Regions from separate parts of the Homo sapiens genome. Here region 1 is linked to region 2. Evidence: read pairs that join two places in POLR2A ChIA-PET (ENCODE). Cell type or tissue: Panc1. All regions are shown on one strand. Each heading gives the region's core, and the rest is flanking DNA. Links, peaks and the distances in the headings are about the cores only. Region 1 overlaps SIPA1L3 (signal induced proliferation associated 1 like 3). Region 2 overlaps SIPA1L3 (signal induced proliferation associated 1 like 3).

What was found. ChIA-PET counts read pairs that join two places held together with the same protein. Peaks named below come from ENCODE experiments on the same cell type or tissue, not always from the same donor. Only the 100,000 strongest peaks of a DNase experiment are listed, where the experiment ranks them.
Region 1: POLR2A ChIA-PET joins it to region 2 with 17 read pairs; 6 of 35 experiments call an interaction of 5 or more read pairs at or near these places.

Annotation. Positions count from the first base shown.
Region 1 is chr19:38,098,321-38,109,171 of GRCh38, forward strand. It overlaps SIPA1L3 (signal induced proliferation associated 1 like 3), which reads left to right. Exons shown (of 22, transcript NM_015073.3): 5 at 1,642-1,830; 6 at 2,732-2,906; 7 at 8,217-8,320. Among named protein-coding and RNA genes, the nearest start is that of SNORD152, 59 kb to the right of the region's middle. In Panc1, for the core only: no CTCF peak of the experiment used is centred there; no DNase peak of the experiment used is centred there.
Region 2 is chr19:38,034,105-38,044,955 of GRCh38, forward strand. All of the region lies in intron 2 of SIPA1L3 (signal induced proliferation associated 1 like 3), which reads left to right. Among named protein-coding and RNA genes, the nearest start is that of SNORD152, 120 kb to the right of the region's middle. RefSeq lists an enhancer at 2,941-3,442. In Panc1, for the core only: no CTCF peak of the experiment used is centred there; a DNase peak (open chromatin) is centred at 6,157.

The DNA.
Region 1 (10,851 bases), core at 1,837-9,836, 64 kb after region 2:
CAGCTCCAAACATTTCATTCTCATACCACTGCCCATCACACAAAGAAGTGGGCAGGTGGAAAGGGGCTTTCATTTTTTTTTTTTTTTTTTTTTTGAGACAGTCTCGCTCTGTCACCCGGGCTGGAGTGCAATGGCACAATCTTGGCTCACTGCAACCTCCGCCTCCCAGGTTCAAGCAATTCTCCTGCCACAGCCTCCTGAGTAGCTGAGATTACAGGCATGCACCACCAGGCCCAGCTAATTTTTGTATTTTTAATGGAGACAGGGTTTTGCCATGTTGGCCAGGCTGGTCTCAAACTCCTGACCTCAAGTGGTCCGCCCGCCTCGGCCTCCCAAAGGGGGCTTTCCTTTTATTAGAGGGAAATCTGCCCCAGAAGTCCTCACCAAGCACAATTCTCCTCATATCTCATTGCCTGGAATTGATCACATGGTTGCCTATAGGAAAAACTTGGGAAGCAACATCTGGGGAATGGGAATGAGATGGCTGTGATTGGCTTTGACTAAAGGTTTTCATCCCTGACTGCACATCAGAAGCACCTGAGAAGGATTAAAAATATGCCATGTATGCAAACATGCATGTCTGGCCCCATCCCAGACCAACCAAATTAGAATCACTGGTGGTGTCTTGTCTTGTCTTGTCCTTTTCTTTTCTTTTCCCTTCTCTTCTCTTCTCTCTTTCCTACCCTCCCTCCTTTCTTTTCTTCTCTTCTCTTCTTCTTTTCTTTTCTTTTCTCAGACTGAGTGTTGCTCTGTTGCCCAGACTGGAGTGCAGTGGCGCGATCTTGGCTCACTGCAACCTCCGCCTCCTGGGTTCAAGTGATTCTTCTGCCTCAGCCTCCCAAGTAGCTGGGATTACAGGTGCATGCCACCATGCCTGGCTAATTTTTATATTTTTAGTAGAGATGGGGTTTCACCATGTTGGCCAGGGTGGTCTTGAACTCCTGACCTCAAGTGATCCGCCCACCTTGGCCTCCCCAAAGTGCTGGGGTTACAGGTGTGAGCCACCCACGCCTGGCCTTTTTTTTTTTTTTTAAATGAAACTGGTCTGAAACCAGTGCCACAGTTCAAGATCCAAGATGATGCCAGTATTCAAGGCAGGTGGGTGTTTTACTTGAGCATTTACAGTAATGTGTACATAATACAGTGTTACTGTAATAATGACAAGAGCCCACCTCCTGGTAGGACCTGTTTTCTTCATTATACTCCCTACTGCCTTACATAATTCATCTCCCCCATTCCAGTGTCAGCTCCACAAGGACAAGGGTCTTTGTTCATTGCACCTAGAGTAGGACTCAGTGCCTCACAGGAGGCACTCAGCCAGTATATGTTGAACAAATGAAGGTAGTTTACATTATTGTCTCATTTAATCCTCCCAACACCCCTTCAAGGTTACGATACCATCCTGTACCCATTTCACAAAAGAGCAAGCTGAGGCTCAGAGATATGAAGTCACTTGGTCAAGACCGCACAGCCAGGAGGCAGCAGGTTCAAGTTCTGGCTCAGACTTAGGGCTTTCTGACCTTAGAGCACAAACTTCCAATCATCACACATGTCTCTTTCAAAACAAGATACCTCTGCTATGCTCTTATCCCTTTTTAGGTCTCGAGAGCCCCCTAACCTTCCCTTCTCTCCCTTGAGTAGCTCATCACCCTGCGGGGCTCCATCCTGGAAGATGCTACGCCCACAGCCACCAAGCATGGGACCGGGCGGGGCCTGCCCTTGAAGGATGCCCTGGAGTATGTCATCCCCGAGCTCAACATCCACTGCCTGCGGCTGGCCCTCAACACCCCCAAGGTGACGGAGCAACTGCTGAAGCTCGATGAGCAAGGGGTGAGTCAGGGGCTGGAGGTGGGGGTGCTGCTGGGGCAGTACCTTGCAACCCCACTCCTGGTAGCTTTTTCTATCTTGGTCACTTTCTTTTTTCTTTGCAAGTAACAGAAACCTACTTAAGCTGGTTTCAGCAAAAGGAGGGATTCAAATCAAATTCTAGTGGTGCCAAGAGCAAGAATGTAACTGGGTCTCCTAAAGGAGGGAGATTGTCTGGGGGTGAGATAGCTGCTAGGTCCCCATGTGTGCATGCATATATGTGTCTATAGTGGGGGGTTAGTGTGTCTTTCCTCCCCGCTCCACATGCTGGCTCCCTCTGCTTCTCTTGCCTCTCCCACAGCTCCCAGTCTGTTAGAATTACAGCCACATGCAGACCCCAGCAGGCTGACCCTGGTCACAGGAGAGCCATCGATTGGGCTATGGCGTAGGTCAGGTGGCTGTCCATGGCCCAGTCACCAGTGACCAGGGGGATCCGGGATACCTAAAGCAAACATAGTTATTGGGAGCCCACTCCCTAAAAAAGGTATTGACTATAAGCCTTGAGCCCTCCAGATTTTGCTTTTGCAGAATCTCAGCCCATCCCAGTCCACCTACTGTGGGATGCCGGCCAAGGCAACAGTCTCTTTCATGCAAGTGTGGCATCACCAGCCGTCCTCCACCCGCCATAGCGAGAAGAGGCGGCCTGGATACCTCGTTGTGCTTCTCTGGAGTGGAAGGGAGGGGGAGGGACAACTGGGACATGCTGCCATGCCCCAACACTGTTTTCCCCTGTCTGGCTATGGCTCTGGGTTCCCGAGTGGTCCCAGCAGCTCCCAGGGCCTCAGGCCTCAGACATACCCCTTGCTCCCTTCCCTCTGCCATCTCTGCCTGGCCTGCCTCCACAAAGCCACTCTTGCCTCTGCAGCTCTGCCGGAAGCACAAGGTGGGCATCCTCTATTGCAAGGCCGGCCAGAGCTCCGAGGAGGAGATGTACAACAATGAGGAGGCCGGCCCCGCCTTTGAGGAGTTCCTCTCCCTCATCGGCGAGAAGGTCTGCCTGAAGGGCTTCACCAAGTACGCTGCCCAGCTGGACGTCAAGAGTAAGTAGGGGGCCGGTTAGATCACAGTGAGCCACCACTGCACTCCTACTCAACAGGCAAAGCTTAAAAGGCCTGGGGATGCCACGGTGGGGACGTGGAGCAGTGGGAGCTCTCAGACTTCACTTGTAGGAGCACAAATAAGTGCAGCCACTTTATTTTTTCGTGTTGTTGTACTTGTTGTTGTTGTTGTTGTTGTTTTTGAGACAGAGTCTCACTCTGTGGCCCAGGCTGGAGTGCAGTGGCATGATCCCATCTCACTGCAACCTCTACCTCCCAGGTTCAAGCAAGATTCTCCTGCCTCAGCCTCCCAACTAGCTGTGACTACAGGTGTGCACCACCACACTTGGCTAATTTTTGTATTTTTAGTAGAGACAGGCTTTCACCGTGTTGGCCAGACTGGTCTCGAACTCCTGACCTCAAGTGATCCACCCACCTCAGCCTCTCAAAGTGTTGGGATTACAGGCATGAGCCACCACGCCTGGCCATGTGCAGCCACTTTGGAAAACAGTACAGCACATTCAAGTCCAGTTTGAAGAGACGCTGCTCTGTGACTCAGCTCCTGCACTCCTAGGTATGCACTCTGTCTAATGTGCACGTGCATGGCAGGAGAGGACTGAATATCCCTAACCACCGGCACCTCGGTGCACCCAGTGCACACTGGCAGAGTTGCGCCGTGTTCACCCAGAGGAGATGAACTGGCACCACAGGCATCAGCGTGGAAGAGAGCCACATGCTTCGTGCTGCGCAAAGACAGCAAGCCTCAGAAGAGTGGGACCTGAATGATGTCTTTTACATAACAATTTTTTTCTTTTCTTTTCTTTTCTTTTTTTTTTTTTTTTTGAAACAGTCTGCCTCTATTGCCTAGGCTGGAGTGCAGTGGCGCAATCTCAGCTCACTGCAACCTCCGCCTCCTAGGTTCAAGGAGTTCTCCTGCCTCAGCGTCCCAAGTAACTGGGATTACAGGCATGAGCCATCACTCCCTGCTAGTTTTTGTATTTTTAGTAGAGATGGGGATTTACTATATTGGCCAGGTTGGTCTTGAACTGCTGACCTCGTGATCTGCCCACCTCGGCCTCCCAAAGTGCTGAGATTACAGGCGTGAGCCACCACACCTGGCCAATTATTATTTTTTATAGAGACAAGGTCTTGCTATGTTACCCAGACTGGTCTCAAACACAAGGCCTCCAGGGATCCTTGGCCTCCCAAAGTGCTGGAACTACACACATGAGCCACTACACCTGGCAAAAAGGTCCAGCAGGATGACTCACACCTGTAATCCCAACATTTTGGGAGGCCAAGGAAGGAGGATTGCTTTAGGCCAGGTGTTCAAGACCAGCTTGGGCAAAAAAGCAAGACCCTGTCTCTGAAAAAAAAAAAAAAAAAAAAGCAAAAACAAAAACCCAGCAATATATTGTTGGTGGATATGCTCTTACACAGTGGAACTCTAAAGAAAAACAGAGCCAAGCGTGGTGGCTCATGCCTGTGATCCCAGCACTTTGGGAGGCTGAGGCGGGTGGATTGCTTGAGCCTGGGAGTTTGAGACTGCAGTGAGCTATGATCATGCCACTACACTCCAGCCCGGATGACAAAGCAAGGCCCCATCTCAAGAATAAATAGGCCGGGCATGGTGGCTCATGCCTGTAATCCCAGCACTTTGTGAGGCCGAGGCGGGTGGATCACCTGAGGTCAGGAGTTCGAGACCAGCCTGGCCAAAATGGTGAAACCCCATCTCTACTAAAAATACAAAAAAATTAGCTGGGCGTGGTGGTTCACGCCTATAATCCCAGCTACTTGGGAGGCTGAGGCGAATCGCTTGAACCCGGGAGGCAGAGGTTGCAGTGAGCCAAGACCGCACCATTGCACTCCAGCCTGGGCAACAGAGCAAGACTCCGTCTCAATCAATCAGTAGAAAAAAAAAAAAAACAAGGGAATACTGGAGACAATATGCAGGATAGTGGTTGGCTGTCTGGGGAGAGGTGGGTGTGTCTAGGAAACGGTGCTCACGTTAGAGTGTGGGTAGTGGTCTTTTTCTTAAGGTGGTATCACATAGGACGTATTTGTTGCAGCAGTCTCTGTGCTTATCATGTGTATGTGTACATAAATATATATGATATATGGGGCTGGGCGCAATGGCCCACGCCTGTAATCTCAACACTTTGGGAGGCTGAGGCAGGTGGATCACCTGAGGGCAGGAGTTCGAGACCAGCCTGGCCAACGTAGTGAAACCCCGTCTCTACTAAAAATACAAAAATGTAACCAGGTGTGGTGGCACATGCCTGTAATCTCAGCTACTTGGGAAGCTGAGGCAGGAGAATTGCTTGAGCCTGGGAGGCAGAGGTTGCAGTGAGCTGAGATCACACCACTGTACTCGAGCCTGGGCAACAAGAGCAAAACTTCATCTCAAAAAAAAAAAAGGGGCCGGGCGCGGTGGTTCACGCCTGTAATCTTAGCACTTGGGAGGCCAAGGTGGGCGGATCATGAGGTCAGGAGATCGAGACCATCCTGGCTAACAGGGTGAAACACCGTCTCTACTAAAATACAGGCGAGCGCCTGTAGTCCCAGCTACTCTGGAGGCTGAGGCAGGAGAATGGCGTGAACCCGCAAGGTGGAGCTTGCAATGAGCCGAGATCGCACCACCGCACTCCAGCCTGGGCGATACAGCGAGACTCCATATCAAAAAAAAAAAAAAAAAAAAGGAAAGAAAAAAATATATATATGTATATGATATATAGGATTGAAATGTTTCATGAGAAGTAGCTGGGTGGGTGGATGGGTAATGTTCACAGGTGTCACAGCTCCCTGGGGAATGGACTACCACTGTCCTTGGGAGTGGGTTTTCGTCAGCTGGGAGTGAGAAGGCCCCAAGATGGCTCAGTCAGACATTGCTCTTCCCCACACCTCGCCAAGACTCGGTTTGCTCTTCTAGAAAACAAAACAGAAGCCCAGATCAGGAGACAAATCTTAGAGAGAGAAGTGAGGTGTTAGGCAGGTGTCTGGGGCCATCATCACCTTCCCCTGCTCCTCCGCTGAAGGAGGCTGTAGGAGGAACGAGCATGTTATTATGCCATTTGCTAGTTTCGTGATCTTGGACAGGTGGCTTTGCCTCTCTCGACCTCAGTTTCCTCATCTGTAGAGTGAAGGTAATAATTGCGCTTATCTTGGAAGCATGGTGAGGGTTCCGTGGGTCAGCTTTGCCCCAAACATCCTGAGCCCTCCCTCTGTGCCGAGTGCTTCCCAGAGCTCCGCCAGCGTGGGTGTCCCCCTAGGTGGGCGGGGAGGCAGCAGGCCTCCCTGGGCTCACCTGGCGTGGAGGAAGCTGGCAGGTGTGAGTGTTAGTATTGGTTTTTTTGTTTTTTTGTTTTTTTGAGACAGTCTCGCTCTGTCACCCAGGCTGGAGTGCATTAGAACGATCTTGGCTCACTGCAACCTTCACCTCCTGGTTTCAAGGGACTCTCCCACCTCAGCCTCCTGAATAGCTAGGATTACAAGCACGTGCCACCAGACCCAACTAATTGTGTACTTTTAGTAGAGATGGGGTTTCACCGTGTTGGCCAAGCTGGTCTTGAACTCCTGACCTCAGGTGATCCACCCACCTCGGCCTCCCAAAGTGCTAGGATTACAGGTGTGAGCCACCGCGCCTGGCCAGGAAGTGGGTTCTCTTAGAGGACCCCAGGAAGCATAGTGCTCCTGGAATGAGTTTCCCCAAATTACAGGCAAGAATGGCCCTGGCTTGAGCAGATACCTGGGTGTTACCCGGCTCCCAACCTGGCTCTGGCACTGGCAGCTGTGGCCTCAGTGTCCCCGCCAGACACTGAGGCAGCATTGAATATTATTAAGAACAGATCTGGAGGCCAGGCACAGTGGCTCACGCCTGTAATCCCAGCACTTTGGGAGGCTGAGGCAGGTGGATCACCTGAGGTCAGGGGTTCAACCAGCCTGGGCAATGTGGTGAAACCCCATCTCTACTAAAAATACTAAAATTACTAAAATTATCCAGGCATGGTGGCAGGCACCTGTAATCCCAGCTACTCAGGAGGCTGAAGCAGGAGAATTGCTTGAACCCAGGAGGCAGAGGTTGCAGAGAGCCCACATTGCGCCATTGCTCTCCAGCCTAGGTGACAGAGTGAAACTCTGTCTCAAAAAAAAAAAAAAGAACAGATCTGGAATCCAACAGCCTGAGTACTGGTCCAGACGCTACCACTCAGTACAGTGTGACCTTGGGAAGGCACTCCCTCTCCATGCCTCAGTTTCCCACTCTGAAACATGGGCTCAGTAAGCAGGTTTGCCTCTTCCTAGCCATAACCCTCCCTCCTATTAGAGAGAACTCATATCCTGATGCTCAATGATAACCATTTCTTTGCTTTTCTTCATAGTTTTGCTACTTACCTACACATCCCTGACTGGTATAATCTGACCTGCTTTTGCATGTCACATGAATGGGATCACACTGTGTGTGCTGCTTTGTGTCAGCATCTTTCACTCAACATTTAGAGGATTTCCCCATGCTGCAGCCGCGACTCATTCCTTTTCCTGGCTGTATATTTTTCCACAGTGTGAATTGACCAGTGTGTTCACCCATTCTTTTGACTGACGCTTGAAGATTCTTGTACCCATATCCCAGGACACGTGTGCATGATTTCTCTGGGCTGTGGTCCAAGGAAAGGAAGTGCCAGGTTATCAATTAAGCCTATCTTCAGGTATAAGAGAGATTGCTAAAAAGTTTTCCAAAGTGCTTGTACCAAGTTACACACCTAACCAGCCACCTCAAGGGTTCCATTTGCTCCACATCCTCGCCAACCATTGGTGCTGTCAGACTTTTTAATTTTTACCAGTCTGGTGGGTACATAGCAATGGGGTTTCCTTTTTATCTAAATGTATTTAATTTTTTTTTTTTTTTTGAGACAGAGTCTAACCCTGTCTCCCAGGCTGGAGTGCAGTGGCGTGATCTCGGCTCGCTGCAACCTCCGCCTCCCGGGTTCAAGCGATTCTCCTGCCTCAGCCTCCCGAGTAGCTGGGACTACAGGCACCCGCCACCAGGCCTGGCTAATTTTTGTGCTTTTAGTAGAGACGGGGTTTCACCATGTTGGCCAGGCTGGTCTCGAACTCCTGACCTCAGATGATCCACCTGCCTCAGCCTCCCAAAGTGCTGGGATTATAGGTGTGAACCACCAGGCCTGGCCAGTGTATTTAATTTTTAAGAGTAGATTGAAGTGAAAGCACCAAGTTAAAAACCAGCACAGATGGTACGTGGGATATGGCAAAAACCCAGAGGTTTTGGAAACATGGTCCTAACTGGCATTTCTGTTTCAGCCGACTCCACGGGAACCCACTCCCTCTACACGATGTACCAGGACTACGAGATCATGTTCCATGTCTCCACCCTGCTCCCTTACACCCCCAACAACAGGCAGCAGGTCAGTGATTTTCAGCAGAGGCACGGCTGCCGGATGTTGGCTGCCCACCCACCAGCATTGGCCCTCCCAGTTCTGTCCTGTGGATCATATGGAGGCCCTTGACCTTGGAGGCCATCTTTACTATGGTCACTTTCCCTGGGGGTTAGAGAGCAGCCCAGGTGTGGTTCGAGATGTCACTTTGGCCCCAGTCTTTCCTGCTGCTTCTTGGGCGCCCTGCCCAGCCCCAGCTAGCCCGACGCCCCTCCAGGGCCTCTTGAGTCATCACTGGTCTTAAGAAGAAGAGTGAATCAGTCAACATTATTTTGACTGCAAGTAACAGAAACTCACACCAAACTGGCTTAACTAGAAAAAGAGATTTATGGGTTATATAACTCTAAGATTGTAGAGAGGGCTGGCCTCAGGTCTGGTTGGATCCAGGGACTCCAACAATATTAGGAATCCTTCCCCATTTCTCACCTCCACTTTTCTTTACAGCAGCTTTATTCACAGGTGCAAAGCAAAGATACCTCCTAGCAGCCCTAGGCTCACATCCACCAGCTTAGCCACCTCAGCAGAAAGAGTGCTGTTTTTTCCAGTTGTCCCAGAAGTGTTTCAGAGCTGAGTCTCATTGGACTATTCACATGCCAGTCTTGGGGCCTGGGGTAGGGGTGGAAAGGGCAGACTGGCCAAGCCCGAGGCTCATGCCCAACCCTAGAGAGGGTGAGTGGTGCCAGCTCAACTTGAAACGGATGGAGGTTGGGGAGGTGCTTTCCTGAACTGGGTGGGTGTGGCTGCCAGCAGGAGGCAGGGATACCAGGTGGGCAGCGCCACCAAACACTCATTGCCAAGAGGCTGCAGCTGTGACCCGGCTCCTCTCTTGGACCCACCTTGCAGGCTGGGCCCACAGAGCAATTCTTCCAGTTCCTAATGAACAGAAGCCCCAGAGTGCTGACAGTTTAGGAAGTAAGTGTACGTATTTTCCCAGTTGGCACAAGTGACTTTGTAGGCCAAAAATGCTCAAATATTGATTTCCTAAGGTTCATCTAAAAACATGCTATTAAGAGCTTTGGTCTTAGGCCAGGCTTGGTGGCTCATGCCTGTGATCCCAGCACTTTGGGAGGCTGAGGCAGGCGGATCACCTGAGGTCGGGAGTTTGAGACCAGCCAGGCCAATATGGTGAAACCCCATCTTTACTAAAAATACAAAAATTAGCTAGGCATGGTGGCGTGTGCCTATAGTCCCAGCTACTCAGGAAGCTGAGGCATGAGAATTGCTTGAACCCAAGAGGCAGTGGTTGCAGTGAGCTGAGATCATGCCATTGCACTCCAGCCTGGGCAACAGAGCAAGACTCTGTCTCAAAAGAGAAAAAAAAGCAAAAAAAAAAAGCGCTTTGATCTCAGAATTAGACCTGAATTTGAGTTCTTTCTTGGCTACTTCCTAGCTGTGTGATCTCAGGTAAGTGATCTCACCTCTCTGGGCCTTGAGTCCCTGCTGTGTAAAATGGGTATAATCGTAGTGCCCCTGAATCAGGGTCATTGAGAAAGGTCCATATACTCCTGCGGCAACCGGAGCGTGACAGGGCCCGACACACAGGAGGGGCGCAGAGAGCAGTGCCTTTTCCTGAGTATGTGGGAGGGGCGCTGGGGAAAAGCTTGAGTCGTAGAGTTAAGAAGTGGGTTAGAATCCAGGCTCTTTCCCTCCATCACTATGTGACTTAGGTAAAATTACTTAACCTCTGTGAGCCTAAGTTTTCTCATCTGTAAAATGGGGCAAAATGAGTTAACGCCTCTCGGGGTTGTTAAGAGATTCATTGAGATGATGAATTGAAGATAAGGCTGTGCAGTGTTTAGTACAGGACCAGCCACAGTCAATAGCTGCTTTAGCGATTTGATTTAATGCCACTTAAAACTCACATAAAGAACTAACCATTCAACAGTAGGAGTTGAGCTGCAAAGCGTGTCTGGAGTTCACACTGTGAGCCATGTCACTTAGAGCTCCGTGGGACTCCCGTCCATGGATCTCCTGCATTGGCAGATTCTTTAACAGCTACATGAATGCTAGAACTGTGTAAATAAGAACAATATAATAGGCTGGGCTTGGTGGCTCACACCTGTAATCCCAGCACTTTGGGAGGCTGAGGCGGAGAGATCACCTGAGGTCAGGAGTTCGAGGCCATCCTGACCAACATGGAGAAACCCTGTCTCTACTAAAAATACAAAATTAACTGGGCGTGGTGGCGCATGCCTGTAATCCCAGCTACTCAGGAGGCTGAGGCAGGAGAATCACTTGAACCCAGGAGGTGCAGGTTGCAGTGAGCCGAGATCGCACCATTGCACTCCAGCCTGGGCAACAAGAGTGAAACTCAGTCTCCAAAAAAAAAAGAAAAAAGAAAAAGAACAATATAATCTCAGCAAATAAGCCAAACACTGTGAATACGGCGTCACCTGTGAAGATAACAGAGTCTTCCTCGGAGACTGACCAGCAGGGGAGAGGTGTATTAGTCCATTTTCACACTGCTAATGAAGATTTACCCAAGACTGGGTAGTTTATAA
Region 2 (10,851 bases), core at 1,958-9,957:
TGCTGCCATGTCGCATAGCCTCCCCTAGCTCCAAGGAAGGTGGCAAATGTTATTTAACTTTTCAGCCTTTCCTGAGGAGGAAGCCAGAGAAAAAATGAATTGAGAGTATCTGTTGGGGTGGCCAGCCAGCACTGCCTGGTTTCATGGGGAAGGAAAAGCAGTAATAATGAACATTAATGGGTGCTGACTCTGTGCCAAGCCCTGCCGTAAGCGCCTCACGTGCATGATCTCATTCAGTTCTTGTAACTACCCTAAGACGTCACTGCTGTGATATCCCCATGGTAATGATGAGGAAACTGAGGCACGAGTGGTGAAGCTGCCTGCCAGGTAGAGGAGCTGGGACAGGGAGGCATGCAGCCTGGGTCCAGGGCCCCTGTTCTTAGCCACTACACTTTGTTGCCTCATAAGAGGTCCGGGGGTGCGGGGGGTGGGGTACAGGGGACCAGGCTGCTCACTGTCTGGCCTGGGTTTAAATTCTTCCAGCAAGGGCAGAGCCCAGCAGTGTGTTTTGCTTTGGGGAAGTTGTGATCATTAAAAAACTGTCTTGTGAATCACATCCGCCCCTGTGTAACTAACTACCTCCCACTGGTTCAGGTCTAGTCCTCGGGAGAGCACCAGCTGCACGTCTTATTCCTGGCAGCCCTGCAGGGACTTACAAGTGGCTGAGGGAACCCCTCTTGGCCTCCCTTTTTCCAAACTATACCTGTGCTTTTAGTTATTCTTCCCAGGATGAGCCTTCTAGCCTTTTCTTTCTCTGGAGGTCTGCTGGTTGATTGCGCACACATTTGATATGCGCCTCCCCTGCCCGTCCCTGTAGAGTAGTGGGGATGCAGTGGTGACTGGACCAGCCTCATGGCTGGGTGGCTCTGCCCTCATGCGGCTCCCCATCCGGTGAGGGAAGCAGACCTTCAGACCCCAGAGTGGTCAGGTCTGTGATCGGGGAAGCCCAGGGGAGTGGGAACCCAGTGGAGGTGCCTAACCCAGCCTAGGGGTCAAAGAGGGCTCCTGGAAGCAGCTTTTGGGCTTTGGAGGTGGAATAGAGATTCATCAAGGAGCCGTTTCTACCATCTTCTCCACCTGCCTTTCTTCAGTGAAACTCTCACGACAGCTCTCCTTTCTGAACTTCTGTTTCCCTCCTCAGTAAAATGAAAGATTCAGACTTGGGTCTCCATCCATCCTTCCAACCAACCATCATTGATTGGGCACCTCCCATGTTCCTGCTCCTCTTGCTGGGCACGAGGCTTACCCTGGTATACAGTATGTTGGGAAGTTCTGCAGGTAAACAACCCAGAGTGATAAGAGTTCTAATAGGGGAAGCCACGGGGCTGTGGGAACCCCAAGAAGGCACCTAACGGTGACTTGGAGTTTGGGGACAGGCTTCTCCAGGGAGATGAAAGCAAAAATGGGTTGACACGGTGGCCAAGAGCACAGCTTTCCGGAATCCAGCTGACCTGGGGTCTAGTCATAGCTGAGCCCGTGACTAGCCCTAAATGGGCAGCTTAACTGTGGGTGCTTCCATTTTCTCCCAAGGTGGTTGTAAGGATTAAGATGGGATTATGAATTTCAAGTACCTAGGACAGTACCTGGCACGAGAAGTCGCATAATAGATGATAATGAGATGATGATGATGAGATGATGGTGGTGGCGGTGGTGGAGGTGGTGATGATGATAATGAGGAGGAGGAGGATGGTGGCAGCTTGCATTCATTAGCCCTTACTGCATGTTGGAGGTTAGGTGGCTTAGTAACAGCCTATAAGATAATAAGCGTGAGCTGCTGCTGTTGTGATTATTCATTCACCAGACATGTGAGGGGTCGCCCTGCACCCAGCCCTGAGCTGGCACAGGCCTAGGTGTAGCAGGACTGTGTTCTGGGAGCAGAGTTCATACAGCGAAAGCCTGGGCCAGGAATTTCATGGGCCAAGTTGGGAGTTTCTTTGGTGTGTGTTGGAGACCCATGGCTCCTGGCCTCCTGGTCCCCTTTCTTGTTCATTCCTGAGACTTTTCAGCACTGGCCTCAAGAGTGTAGGCTGCCCTTGACCTCTGTGGCCAGAACGCATGGATGCTCTGCTCAGCCCATCAGCCAAGCCCCAAATTAGACCTGACAGTGTGATTTATTCTCTGGGATGGAGCCGGGAGGGCACAGCCCCAGTGGGTGATTCGGAGGGAAGGTTGTCAGCCCGAATTAGCCCAGACCTTTCATGCAGCCTTGCTGGTTCAGCTTCCTCTGGCTAAGAGGGTTTTCCAGGGTGTTGCTGGCTTCAGCACTGCCTCCTTCCCCGTCCCCAGGGACGGACACTTGGCTGTGATCCCTAAGGAGCGTGTGTCCCGAGGGCTGCCCAGGCAGGCCCTGTCTGAAGGCAGTGGAGGCTTTGGGTCATTTCATCTGCCCCCTCAGGAGCACAGAGTCGCAGCTCCGTGGAGTGCTTGGCCCATTCCCCGCTTCTGTTCTTTCACTGAGTTCCGTGCTGGGTGGCTGGTGGCCGTTTCCCTGCTCCACACCTTCCGGTCGGTGATCACAGTGTCTCTGCTTTCTAGCTGCCTTCATTCATTCACAGGAATGCCTCTGATGGGCGAGTTTCTGCTGCAGTAACAAATTAACCCTGAAATCCTAGAGGTTGGACACAACAGATGTCCATTTCTTACTTGTGACATGGGCAGGTCAGGTGGGAGGGCTTAACCTTGTACCTCAGGGACCCAGGCTGACAGGAGCTCCCCCCACTCGCCCCATCCCGGCCTGCCCCTGTCTTGGAGCCTCACAGGCTGCAGAGACACCACAGCAGAAGGGGACGGAGAGGTGCACAGCAGCACTTAGATGCCGAGGCCCAGAAGCCACGTGTTCACTTCCACCTGCACCCAGAACTGTCACACGGTCCTGCCTAACTACAAGGGACTAGAAATACGATACTCAGTGAGCAGTAACTCTCATAGCCACAGTGGACTGGTGGGGTATTTATGCAGCACCTACTGTGTGCCAGGCCTTCTCAGGGCTCTAGAAATGCAGAGGTGTCCCCCTGCCTTCCTGGAGCTCATAGTTTAGTGGTGGAAACAGAATTGAAGTAATTACAGCAACAGCTGTGTGATTATGTCTGCACTAAGTGCTCTGGCAGAGGAGCCCAGAGGGCCGTGACAGCATATCTGAGAGCCCGGACATGTCTTGAGAGGTCAGGGAACGTCTGTCATAAGGACTGACGTTTGGGAGGAGGCCTGAAGGATAAGTAGACCTTCCCCCAGTGGGGGCGAGGAATGGGGAGAGAGTCCCTGGTAGAGGGAACCGCATCAGCAGAGCTCCGGACGTGGGAAGGAGCTTGACTCTGCGAAGGAACTGGAAGAAGACCTGTGTAACTGCAGGGTCAAGAGCTGGGAGAGGTAGGTGGGGGCAGATGGTGCCGGGTCTGGCTGGCGGTGAGGAGGAGGCTGGGACTTGGAACACCTGCCTTTTGGAGCTGTTGAAAGAATCAAATGAGCTCAGTCATTCTCTTAACAAATGCTGAGTTCCCACTCTTTGGCAGGGGGTGTTCCAGCAGTGAACAAGACGACAAATATCCCTGTTCTCAGAGCTGGCATTCGAGGAGCGGGACACAGGCAGTGAACCAGGCAGATACATAGGATAATTTTTACCTGGTGAAAAAAACTGCTGACCAGTAAATAGAGTAAAACAATAAGGAGCGTATGGATTGGAGGCTTTTGGCTCCAGGTAACGGCAACCCCCATTCATGCAGACTTAAGCAGTCAGGCCCCCCACCTCCAAGTCTGAGGGTTCTTTGGACCCTGTGAGCTGGTGACACAGCAGCTCAACAATAGCCTGGGGGACTGTCTGTCACGGTGCCTTCATCTTAAAGCAGGCACCTTCCATGGTCAGAGGATGGCAGGTAGGGATGCCCTGGGCAGTGTCAGGGCAGGTAGCGGGAGATTTTTCAAACTCTGCATGTCCCAAGGATCTGCCACTAGCGTGCCTTGGTGACAGTGAATTATAGAAGCCAGTGTGAGAGTAAGGAGGAAGCTGTTGCTCTAGTCTAGGCTGGAGATGCCAGAGGATGGGGCCAGGGTAAGGAGCATGGAGGGAGAGGAGGGGGCAGGTTCTGGGTACGGTTTGGAGGTAGAGTGGACAGGACTTGCTAATGGCATGGCTGCTGGAAAGGAGTTCTGAGCAGACACACACAGATGTCCACTGTGCACTGTATCTTCCTCATGTAAAAGTCATGTGCAGGCCAGACGAGGTGGCTCATTCCTGTAATCCCAGCACTTTGGGAGGCCCAGGTGAGCAGATCACCTGTCAGGAGTTCGAGACCAGCCTGGCCAGCATGGTGAAACCCCATCTCTACTAAAAATACAAAAATTAGCCAGGCATGGTGGTGGGCGCCTGTAATCCCAGCTGCTCAGGAGGCTGAGGCAGGGAGAATTGCTTGAACTCAGGAGGCAGAGGTTGCAGTGAGCCAAGATCACGTCACTGCACTGTAGCCTGGGTGACAGCGAGACTCCGTCTCAAAAAAAAAAAAAAAAAAGTCATGTGCATGTTACAGTCTGAGAAATCCTACAGGAAAGAAACCCGCTTCTTTGACTATGGAGCACTTTTCTTTTTGAAAGACACCCAGGAACATCTTCTACAGTGTAATTTGGAAAATGTTTAATAATGATTCCCATCCTTGCTGTACATTAGAATTATGTTGGCAACTTTAAGAAATCCCAAGGCCTGGGTCTCACCCTTGACCAATTCAGTTAGAGTTACTGAGCGACATTATAAAGCTGTATTATTTGTTTGCATTTCTTTAATTTTTTAATTTTAATTTTTATTTTTTGGAGACACAGTCTCACTTTGTCGCCCAGGCTGGAGTGCAGTGGCACAATCTTGGCTCACCACAACCTCCGCCTCCGAGGTTCAAGCAATTCTTATACCTCAGCCTCCTGAGTAGCTGGACCACAGGCGTGCACCACCACGCCTGGCTAATTTTTTGTATTTTAGTAGAGACAAGCTTTCACCATGTTGCCCAGGGTGGTCTCGAACTCCTGAGCTCAGACAATCCACCTGCCTTGGCCTCCCAAAGTGCTAGGATTACAGGCATGAGCCACCTTGCCTAGCCTGCATTTCTGATTATCAAAGTAATGCTTGTTTGTTGTTTAAAAAAAGAAATCAAAGGACCCATAATGCCCCAAGATAATCACTTTTATGAGCTGGTGTGTGTCTTCCAGATTTTTTTCAACACTTGTACCTAAAAAATGCCATACGTGCCCCAAAACAAAGTGGTTCGATAGCTTTCCAAAGAGATGAAAAAAAGTTTGCCAGCGGGGGGTGGGGGTGGTGGGGGTGGGGGTCGGGCATGGTGGCTCACGCCTGTAATCCCAGCAATTTGGGAGGCTGAGGCGGGTGAATCACTTGAGGCCAGAAGTTCGAGACCAGCCTGGCCAGCATGGTGAAACCCCATCTCTACTAAAAATACAAAAATTAGCCTGACGTGGTGGCACGCGCATGTAATCCCAGCTACTCAGGAGGCTGAGGCAGGAGAATTGCTTGAACCGGGGAGGCAGAGGTTGCAGTGAGCCAAGATTGCACCACTCTACTCCAGCCTGGGCAACAGAGCAAGACTCTGTCTCAAAAAAAAAAAAAAAAAAAAAAAGTTTGGAGGCCCACCTGAAACATTCAGGGATTTGAACAACATAATCAGCTGCCTTTCTGTATTTCCTAATTGATTAATTTTGTGACATGTTTGGAATCCAGATATCAAAAATGTTGAATTCAGCAGGGTACAGTGGCTCACGCCTGTAATCCTGTCCCTTTGGGAAGCATAGGAGGATCGCCTGAGGCCAGGAGTTTGAGACCAGCCAGGGCAACATAGCAAGACCGCATCTCTACAAAGAAAAAAAATAGCCAAGTGTGGTGGTGTGTGCCTGTGGTCGCAGCTACTTGGGAGGCTGAGGTGGGAGGATCGCTTGAGCCTAGGAGGTAGAGGCTGCAGTGAGTCATAATTGTAACACTGCACTGCAGCCTGGGTAGCAGAGGGAGACCCTGTCTCAAGGAAAAAAGAGAAAATTGGACTCAAAATGTTCCGTATATCCTCTCACATGTCATAAAACAGTGTTAGTCACACTTTTCACAGACATCCTTATTACAAGAGTCACTTTTTGAGTCATCTACACGTATTTCCAGAGTACGCTGTCTCCACGTCCATCTGAAGCATTTGTGATGTGGCACCCCTTGAATTTGTGTATGTTGTCACTGGAAACTGTATCCCAACACTCAGGAAGCCATTCCTCTACCATTAGACAGTTTTTTTTTTTAATGCCCCTTTTAGGAATTGGTGATCTCTACAGCCACTCACTGTTAGGTTTTTTTAAAAAACCAACTCAGATGTTTAAGGACAGTTACTGAACATGGGTAAGTGGCTGAGTAAACGTGAACATATAAAAGTGGTTATATAATCGCCTGTTTGTGAGTCAATCAGACTCATCATTCCAGTGCGAATAATAAATGACAACTTAGGAAAATTTCTCCATGTTCTTTCTTCCCCCACAGTGGCACTTTGCTTTGAGACAGTTTTCAGTGCTATATTACACATCCTTTTTTTAAAAAAAATTCAAAATTCTAGTTGAAATGCCCCATTTAAGAGTTTCAACTGAAGTATTTTGTTTAAATTGGTTAAACGTGTCTTAAAATCATTTGTCCCTATCTTGCTTTTTTTGAGTCGGAGTCTCGCTCAGTCGCCCAGGCTGGAGTGCAGTGGCTCAATCTCCGCTCACTGCAAGCTCCGCCTCCTGGGTTCACGCCATTCTCCTGTCTCAGCCTCCCAAGTAGCTGGGACTACAGGCGCCCACCACCACGCCCAGCTAATTTTTTTGAATTTTTTTAGTAGAGACGGGGTTTCACCGTGTTAGCCAGGATGGTCTCGATCTCCTGACCTCATGATCTGCCCACCTCTGCCTCCCAAAGTGCTAGGATTACAGGCGTGAGCCACCGTGTCCGGCCCCTATCGTGCTTTTTAAAGGAACCTTTATTTATTTTATTATTATTACTTTTTTTTTTTTTTTGAGTTGGAGTCTCACTCTGTCACCCAGGCTAGACTGCAGTAGCTCGATTTTGTCTCATTGCAACCTCCATCTCCAAAGTTCAAGCAATTCTCCTGCCTCAGCCTCCTCAGTAGCTGGGATTACAGGCACCCGCCAACACGCTCAGCTAATTTTTTTTTTTTTTTTTTTTTTGGAGATGGAGTCTCACTCTGTCACCTAGGCTGGAGTGCTATGTCATGATCTGAGCTCACTGCAACCTCCGCCTCCCGGGTTCAAGCGATTCTCCTGCCTCAGCCTCCAGAGTAGCTGGGATTACAGGCGCACGCTACCATGCCCAGCTAATTTTTGTATTTTTAGTAGAGATGTGGTTTCACCATGTCGGCCAGGCTGATCTCAAACTCCTGACCTCGTGATCCGCCTGCCTCAGCCTCCCAAAGTGCTGGGATTACAGGCGTGAGCCACCGCACCAGGCCCCAGCTAATTTTTGTATTTTTGTTTTGTTTTGTTTTTAGTAGAGACGGGGTTTTGCTATGTTGACCAGGCTACCAGGCTGGTCTCGAACTCCTAACCTCAAGTGATCCACCTGCCTCAGCCTCCCAAGTAGCTGAGACTACAGCCACAAGCCATCACGGCCAGCTAAGTTTTAAATTTTTTATAGAGACAGGTCTCACTATGTTGCCCAGGCTGGTCTCAAACTCTAGTCTCAAGTGATCCTCCTGTCTCAGCCTCCCAAAGTGCTGGGATTACAGGTGTAAGCCACCACACCTGGCCCTTTGCTAATTTCTTACTTGGTTATTTTTTTCTAATATTGAGTTGTAAGAGTTCTCCATAAATTTTGAATATTAATCCTTTGTCAGATATGTGGTTTGCAAATATTGTTTCCCAGTCCATAGGTTGACTTTTTGTTATGTCGATTGTTTCCTTTGCTGTGCAGAAGCTTTTTAGTTCGATGTAGTCCCGTTTATTTATTTTTGCTTTTGTAGCCTGAGCTTTTGGTGTGATGTCTAAAAAATCATTGCCAAAGCCAATGTTGAGGAGCTTTCCGCCATGTTCTTTTCTGGGAGTTTTATGGTTTCAAATCTTACATTTAGGTCTTTTATCCTCTTTGAGTTTATTTTTGTGTATGGTATAAGATTTCATTCTTTGAAAGGCTCAGTTTCATTCTTATTTCCCACTTATGTTTGGATTTATTTCTGGGCTATTTTATTCTGTTTTTATGTCAGCACCATACTGTTCTGATTACTATAGCTTTGTAATATAATTTTAAATCAGGAAGTGTGATGCCTCCAACTTTTTATTTCGCAGTGTTGCTTTGGCTAGTTGGGGTTTTTTTGTGGCTATATATAAATTTTAAGATTGCTTAAAGAGCATGTTTACAGTGACTTATCACACTTGGAATTGTGAATACTTGGGAATACTTAACAAGTCTCCTATAGTATATGCCTCCCTTTTTATTATTGCCCAAACTAGCATCATTTAAGTTTTTAAAAGCTAATATGTCTTTCCCAAAGAGCACTTGTTCCAAAATAAAATAAAGTGAAAGACCCTGAAATATAGCTACATTTTCTAAGGATAATATTTTGGGCATATCTTGCTTTATCTTTGGTTACATCTTTTATCCAAAATAAATGAAGTTAACCACTCACAAATAGCTAGCTCAGTAGTGTTTGACCTTCCTGCGTGAGCTGTAACTAGTTCTCTCACATCCCCAGCTTGACCTCATTCATTCATTCATTCGACATTGATATATTTCCTGTCAGCTACCCTGAAAGCCAGTAGTAAAGATGGCCTTTGGAATGTGTTGGAATCTCAGCCATCCCCTTCTACCTCTATGACCATGGCCAAAGCACTTACCTTCCTGTGCCTCAGTTTCTCCATCTGTAAAACAGAAGAGATAATGCTGCCTACATCATAATATGGTTGTGGGCATTCAAGGATTTAAAACAGATCCATGGGCCAGGCACGGTGGCTCACACCTGTAATCCCAGCAGTTTGGGGGGCCGAGGCGGGCAGATCACTTGAGGTCAGGAGTTCGAGACCAGCCTGGCCAACATGGTGAAACCCCATCTCTACTAAAAATACAAAAATTAGCCAGGCATGGTGGTGCATACCTGTAATCCCAGCTACTGGGGAGGCTGAGGCAGGAGAATCGCTTGAACCTGGGAGGCGGAGGTTGCAGTGAGCTGAGATCACACCACTGCACTCCAGCCTGGGCGACAGAGCGAGACTTCATCTCAAAATAAATAAATAGTTAGATGGAAAGAAAGAGAAAGAAAGAAATAGAGAAAAAGCGAGAGAAAGAAAGAAAAAAGCAGATCCACAGTCCCAGGTGGAATGTGATCCAAGCTGATGTCTTGTTATCACTGCAGAAATATCGATGTGATAGTCTACCACTGTTCGCTCAGAACCTTCTAGGGTTGCCTTTCTAAAATCTGAATTATTCAGAATTCCGAAACACATCAGGCCCAAGAGGTTTAGGAAGGGATCATGCCACCGTATATATGAAGAAAGCACTTAGCCTAGTACCTGGCACATAGTAAATGCTGTGTCAATGTTAACCATTTACTGTTGCTACTATTACTAGTTAAAGTGCTTACCTCACCATCCGTAATCATCATCATGGAAAAGCGAGTGATAATCACAGTGAGATACCGTGACACACCTGCTTCAGTGGCTACGATAAAAAGAGGGCACGGAGGAGCTGAGGTCAGAGAGTTCCACAGGAGGTCTGCTAGGGACTGGGGCCTTTTCCTTACATGGATAGGGGGAGGGTTCTGAGCAGAGGAAGGACATGATCTGACCCATAGATTAATAGAGTCCCTCTGGCTGTGTGTGGCAGCAGGAGCCAGAGCCAGGAAATTGGGGCAGAAGCTCCTGCTGTGGTCCATGGTCCTGCCTGTGGGGGTGTGAAGGAGGGGTGAGCCCATTTATATCTTGAAGGTGGAGCTGACAGTGAGTACTGATGGCCTGGATGTAGGGGTGAGAGAAAGAGAGGGGGCTAGGATGACCCTGAGGTTTGGGCCTGGACACCAGCTGAGGGGTGAAGATACTGCATTGAGGGACCCCAGGGTCGGGGTTTGCAGGGAGTGGCAGAAGGCCTTGTGAAGAATCAGAGACGTGGCTGAGTCTGTTCGGTGCTGGGTGCCCGTCAGACAGCTGCGTGAGATGGCAAGGAGACAGTTGGATACGCATACCTGAAGTTGAGAGAGGTCCAGGGGGGAGAAGGAAAAGTAGGGGTCCCCAGCACAGAGGTGTTGAAATCACGAGGAGAGCCGTGTGGATGGGGAAGAGCGAAGCTGTGCGGAGAGACGGCGAGGAATCAGCGAAGGAGGCTGGGGAGGGAGTGCCAGTGAGGAGGGAGGAGACCTGGAGAGTATGGACCCCTGCAGTGAGGCAGGAGGTTGATGAGGGCCCGAGGTGATTGCTAGATGGGAGGCACAAAAGGCTGAAGGGAGCAGGTTCAAGAGAGACGGGGCTTTGTTGAGGCCTGTGAAGGTGTGACTACACGTGTTGTTTGTTGCTTTCTCTCTGTTCAGGCCACACCTGGCACACAATAGCTGCACAATAAAAATGTGTTAAATTAATGTCTTCATGGATTGGGGAGAGGTTAGAACGCAGAGGAGCCCTTGGAATTGGGGGTCGTCACTGTGGAGTATGGCAGAAGTGTGTTCTATGGACCTGGGCTCCTGTCCCCAGATGATGATGGGGAAGGAGAATCAGAAACATAACCCAGACATCTGGGCGCCCCCCAGACCATTTACTTAGTGCCTGGTGCCACCAACAGGACTGACGTGGCATCCCCATCTAGAGAATGAGTCTAATAATAATACTGACTCATGGAGCTGTTGTCAG